Regions from separate parts of the Homo sapiens genome. Here region 1 is linked to region 2. Evidence: chromatin loops called from intact Hi-C (ENCODE). Cell type or tissue: lower leg skin. All regions are shown on one strand. Each heading gives the region's core, and the rest is flanking DNA. Links, peaks and the distances in the headings are about the cores only.

The links. Hi-C counts contacts between places; a loop is a spot of excess contacts. Peaks named below come from ENCODE experiments on the same cell type or tissue, not always from the same donor. Only the 100,000 strongest peaks of a DNase experiment are listed, where the experiment ranks them.
Region 1: a loop joins it to region 2, with 7 times the contacts of the local background. A loop is called at or near these places in 2 of 110 quality-filtered maps.

The regions. Positions count from the first base shown.
Region 1 is chr9:121,698,892-121,701,798 of GRCh38, forward strand. DAB2IP (DAB2 interacting protein) reads left to right here. Exons shown (of 16, transcript NM_001395010.1): 3 at 434-567. Among named protein-coding and RNA genes, the nearest start is that of DAB2IP, 49 kb to the left of the region's middle. RefSeq lists a silencer at 576-655. In lower leg skin, for the core only: no CTCF peak of the experiment used is centred there; DNase peaks (open chromatin) are centred at 527, 964 and 1,410; H3K4me3 peaks cover 595 bases.
Region 2 is chr9:121,465,900-121,468,806 of GRCh38, forward strand. GGTA1 (glycoprotein alpha-galactosyltransferase 1 (inactive)) reads right to left here. Exons shown (of 6, transcript NM_001382585.1): 2 at 1,944-2,032. The coding sequence starts at 2,023. Among named protein-coding and RNA genes, the nearest start is that of GGTA1, 32 kb to the right of the region's middle. In lower leg skin, for the core only: no CTCF peak of the experiment used is centred there; no DNase peak of the experiment used is centred there.

The sequences.
Region 1 (2,907 bases), core at 285-2,784, 230 kb after region 2:
CGGGGAGGACAAGCTCGGAGGCGGCAGGGAGGTGAGCGGGGCGGCCGGCCCTGGCGGTCCCCGGGGGTCTCCGCCCCTCCGCAGCCCCGCCCCCTCGTCCCGGTACTCCCCCTCGCCCCGGCGCCCGGGGGGCTCGGGCAGCCTCGGCCGCGGTCGGCGCGGCTCGGCTCGGCGTCGCCAAGGCAACAGCGGCTTAGGGGGCGGGGGCGACGTGGCGGGCGGGGTGGGCTGGGCCGCGCTGCGCGGGCCGGGCCGTCGGCGCTCGGTCGGCGGGCGGGCGGCGCGGGCCGCGAGCTGCTGGGGCCGAGCCCGAGCCCGGCCCGCCCTCGGCCGCGCGGCCGCCCAGCAAGGGTGCGGGTCCCGCGCGGGTCCCGGCCCGCCGCCGCCGCGCTAACCCCGCCTCCCCTTCCCCCTCTTGTCCCCCCGTGCGCAGGGCTTCCTCAGCCGCCGCCTCAAGGGCTCCATCAAGCGCACCAAGAGCCAGCCCAAGCTGGACCGCAACCACAGCTTCCGCCACATCCTGCCGGGGTTCCGGAGCGCCGCCGCCGCCGCCGCGGACAATGAGAGGTGAGCCCGCCGCCGCCGCCCGGTCCCCCGCGCCGCCGCCCCGGGCTGCGCCCCTGAGGACGCGGGGACAAAGCGCGAGCCCGGCCCGGGGCGAGCCACACGGCGGTGGGGGGACCCCACGCCGCCCGCCGGGAACTTATGGGGCCACCTCGGCCGGACTAGGGGGCCCGAGGGGAGGACCCTGTGCCTCCCTCCGGGGTTAGGTGAGTAGAAGAGAGGAGAGCAGAGGGTGCCCGCGGCGGCCCGGGCGAGGCCGGGCGCGAAGTCCCCTCGCAGGGAAGTCCTGCCTCGCCTGTCCGAGGTGGGCATTGTTTCCCGGGCCGTGCGGTGCCCGAACCGGGGACGGAAGTGGGGCCTCTGCCGCCAGGACCCATCCCCCTGCCTTGGGAGCCCCTGGGTATCAGATACAAAAGGCATTTTCGGCCGGGTTTGGCCGAGACCGGGCGCTGCCCGTGGTGAGGGGAAGGGTGAACATCTGGAGGGGAGGAGCAGGGGGCTGGGCCACTTAGGGGGCACATCTGCTCTAAGTAGGGCGCGTGCTCCACTGGGGGCTGGCGCTAGCAGAGCGGGCAGTGCCCAGGCCCTGAGCTGGGGGCACAGCCTGAGGCTGGGGAGCCAGGGCCATCTCCTCTCCAGCCTAGGCAGCTGCTTCTCTCCTTCCCTCACCTCTCCACTCTCAGGGGTGTCTCCTGCTTTCTGTTTCCTTCTCCTGGGCCAGCCGGGAGCAGGTGTGGAAATTCCGCGGGGAGGTGGCTGGTGGGGCAGAAGGGGAGAGGGAGGAGGAGGTGGTTCAACCTGCCGGGAGACGCTGGCCAGGGAGCAGGCTTCAGCTCGCAAGGGCAAGCCATCCTGTCCTCCAGGGGGCACTGGGCGGACACAGCCTCTCAGGGCCCAGGTCCTCCTCGAGTGGTGCCAGCCACAGGCACCTTTCCACTTAGGCACAGGCATGGTGATGGATTCCAGTGCCAGTTAGAACATGTCCCTGCCCAGCCTGTGGAGGTGAAAGTACGGGCAGGCACCGAGGAGCCTTTTCAGCATTCAGCCCGAACGTCTCAGACCACTGGCATCTGCCTTCGTAGGGCTGTGTCCGTGTTGGCACTCCCTGTAGGGGAGGCGTAGGTAGCATGAAAATGTCTCTCCCCTCCCCCTTGGTTCTAGCGGGCAGAGGAGTACAAGTTACAGCCCAACTCCTGCCCAAGGTTGAGTGACTGTTTAACTGACCCCTAGCATCTTCCTGGAGAGTAACACTTCCACCTCCCAGTAGAATGGCTAGACGTTTAATTTCCATCGTCCCAGAGCCGCGCTCTCCAGTGCATCCTCACCACTGCCTGCAGCTGGTTTCCTGCCCCAGCTGCCAAGCCCAGCCTGAGGCGGGACCCTCAGCCTTTCTCTGATGGCCCTGGTGCCCCAGGGGACCAGGCGTGCCCTGGCAGGAAGATGCAGCCAGGCCAGAGCTCAGCGCTGGGTGCAGTCACTGCGTCTTTGAAAATCTCGCTTCCCATCTTTGTTATTGTCTGGGCGGCAGGCCACCCGGTTTGCTGCCTTCCTCCCTCCACCGGGCCCCTGCCTTCGGCTGTCTTCCCCAGGAACATGCCCTTCTCCGCGCTTTCCTTGGCGGGGGTCAGGACCCTCTGCACCCGCATGCGGGGGCTTGTGTACGTACCCCGTTTTGTGTGCATGTGGTGGTTGTCCGGGGAGCAGGAGAGACAACAGGCAGTCCGGCTTCTGAGTGTGTCTGCTCTCCCGGGAGCAGGCGGCATGCATGTCATGTTTACCTCCTTACAGCGGGAAGCCTGTACCTAGAAGCCGGCAAGTGCTGGCTGGCCACCCTAGCCAGAGGTCGGGGCATGGCCAAGACGACCTCGTGCGGGTCCTGCCCCACTTGGCCTCAGGTCAGCCTTGCCACATGCTGAAGGGGCGCAGAGTGGGGGTTGGGAGTGAAACTACAAGCCTGTTTCTGGAAACAGTAGGAAACGGTAGCGGTTGGAGCAGAATGTCACTGGCAGCGGTGTGGAATTGTCTTATTAATTTTCTATAAACAAAATATGGCTTGGTGGCCTCTCTGGCACAGGAAGGGAGCCTAGATTTCCCATGGACAGGCAGAAAGACTGGGTTTGAAATCTCTCTACCCAGCCTTGGAGCTGAAATAGGCTTTCCCAGGACTGGGGTCTCCTGATTTGCTGCTTTGCTTAGGAACAGATTCGTCGGCTGCTGCTGGGATGGATGGGCAGAAATTTCTCTGGGGCTGTCCCTGGAGTCATCCTATTTGGAGTTCAGTGAGTAAAAACAACTATGGTGACCCCGCCCGCCCCCCAGCTCATGGCCAAACCTGGATGAGTG
Region 2 (2,907 bases), core at 313-2,812:
GTACTATTATAATCCCTCCCCCAACTTTTTTTTTGAGACAGTGCCTTACTCTGTCACCCAGGCTGGAGTGCAGTGGCAGGACCACAGCTCACTGCAGCCTCAACCTCTCAGGCTCAAGTGATCCTCCCACCTCAGCGTCGTAAGTAGCTGAGACTACAGGTGCGCACCACCATGCCTGGCTAACTTTTTAATTTTACTTTTGTAGAGACAGGGTCTTGCGATTTTGCCAGGGCTGGTCTTGAACTCCTGGGTTCAAGCAATCTGTCCTCCTTGGCCTCCCAAAGTGTTGGGATTACAGGTGTGAGCCACCATGCCCAGCCTATTATCCCCAATTTTTAAAGATAGGGAAACTAAACAAGAACAGAGTGGCTGAGCAACTTGCCCAAGGAGCAGCCTAGCTCTAGAGTCTGAGTGGGAAACGTCCTCAGCCCTCAGTTGCCTAAGAGAGTTCCAGGGTCCCCACACAAAACTCTGAGTCATCTCTTCTTTGAACTAAATCCCCTCAGTTTTCTCAATTCAAAAGACCTAGTTTCCAGACCCTTTTAACTTGGTCACACTCTAGTTTGTCATGTTTTTCTTAAAATGAGTTGTGCAGAATGAAACAAAGCAACATTCCAGAAATGGTTACATCTGTGCAGCACCACAGGGACTAATGGCTCCAGCATTCGGAGAGTTCTTCTGCTACTGATGCACCTAAAGGCACGGTTCCATTTTTAGTAACCAAGACAGTCCTCCTAGATCATCAAATCTTAGAATTTAAGAATCAAAAGAGGCCGGGCATGGTGGCTCACGCCTGTAATCCCAGCACTTTGGGAGGCCGAGGCAGGTGGATCATTTGAGGTCAGGAGTTCAAGACCAGCCTGGCCAACATGGTGAAACCCTGTCTCCACTAAAAATACAAAAATTAGCTGGGCGTGGTAATACACGCCTGTAATCACAGCTACTCAGGAGGCTGAGGCAGGAGAATTGCTTGAACCTGGAAGGCAGATGTTGCAGTGAGTCGAGATCATGCCACTGTGTTCCAGCCTAGGTGACAAGAGAGAGACTCTGTCTCAAAAAAAAAAAAAAAAAAGAATCAAAAGAGATATTCGAATGTTAATCCAGGCTACCATCTTGAACTTGGGGGCCACTGAAACACTCCGCTATGAAAATATTAATGGTACCAAAATAGCTCTGTACAACTCAATTGTACAGTAGATTTTTTGAACCTTAAGGCTGAGCTTTTCCAGTCTTTTGAGTCAAAGGCATCAGGCATTTCTGTGGCTGCTTGTGAAGACTTCAGTCAGAAGCCTCTCCAGCTGGAATGGCCAGGCATTGTAGTTTCAAAAGGCACAGAGGTAGCTCATATATTTGGGGTGAATCCATAGATGAATTTGAAAACTTAGAAATGCTTAATTCATTTTGCTTTTCAAAGTTAAACACACACACACACCCACACACACTCTCTCTCTCTCTCAAAGATTTTAGCCAGGCACAAATGAATCACTAGCAATTCAGTATGTATTTTGCAGCAAAATTCAACAACTTAAGTTGCTCCTTTAAACTCTGCAAATATTTCAGGATTTCAAAATTCAGGGTGGATTTCTCATGGAATTCCTGTCTGAAATTTCTTAAGGTAATTTCCATATTTGATTATCCAAGTTATTTAAAATTACATTGGGCCTAATTTGATCTCATTTTCTCTGGATCTAGCCTACTGTTACAAAAATTATGATATTAGGAACAAGGCAGGAAGGAAGATAAGTAGTTAGCCAGAAGTCACTTGGGAGAGCTAATGATTTTAAAGACAGTCCAGGGCTTAGGAATTCAGGAAGGGTGGAATCCCTTATTTATGGTTTTAGTTAATCCTAATTTCAATTCAGCCTGGCAACTTGGATGATACTAGTAGGATAGAATCAAAGCAGTATTTTCATCCACATCACTTCATCATGTTTCATAATTACCTGTTGATAAATTCCCAAAACACAATGATCACAGTTGAGACAACCAGCATTGACAGAATTACTTTTCCTTTGACATTCATTATTTTCTCCTAGGAAAAAAGAAGAGGGGAGAAAAAAAGAGAACAGATTAAATCAATGAACTTCAAGAGGCAGTTTTTAAAAAATGCTTTTACCCCGTTCTTTTTTAAAATTACTACTATACTTTAAGTTCTGGGATACATGTGCAGAACGTGCAGGTTTGTTACATAGGTATACACGTGCCATGGTGGTGCACCCAGCAACCCATCATCTACATTAGGTATTTCTCCTAATGATATCCCTCCCCTAGCCCCCCATCCCCTGACAGGCCCCGGTGTGCGATGTTCCCCTCCCTGTGTCCAGGTGTTCTCATAGTTCACCTCCCACTTACGAGTGAGAACATGCGGTGTTTGGTTTTCTGTTCCTGTGTTAGTTTGCTGAGAATGATGGTTTCCAGCTTCATCCATGTCCCAGCAAAGGACATGAACTCATCCTTTTTTATGGCTGCATAGTATTCTATGGTGTATATGTGCCACATTTTCTTTATCCAGTCTATCATTGATGGGCATTTGGGTTGATTTCAAGTCTTTGCTATAGTGAATAGTGCTGCAATAAACACATGTGTGCATGTATCTTTATAATAGAATGATTTATAATCCTTTAGGTATATACCCAGTAATAGGATTGCTAAGTCAACTGGTATTTCTGGTTCTAGATCCCTGAGGAATCGCCACACTGTCTTCCACAATGGTTGAACTAATTTACATGCCCACCTAATTCTTTCTAAAAGGATACATTTAGGATGATCTAACTAGAGCTGAGGAGTCTGTTCTACCTTAAATTGCATAGACCTGCAGTGGCAGATCATGCCAATTTGGTTAATAGAGGAGGCTGCCTCCATTGGCAAGGGTGCTAAGGCCACACTGGGGCTCAGAGGGGAGGTATC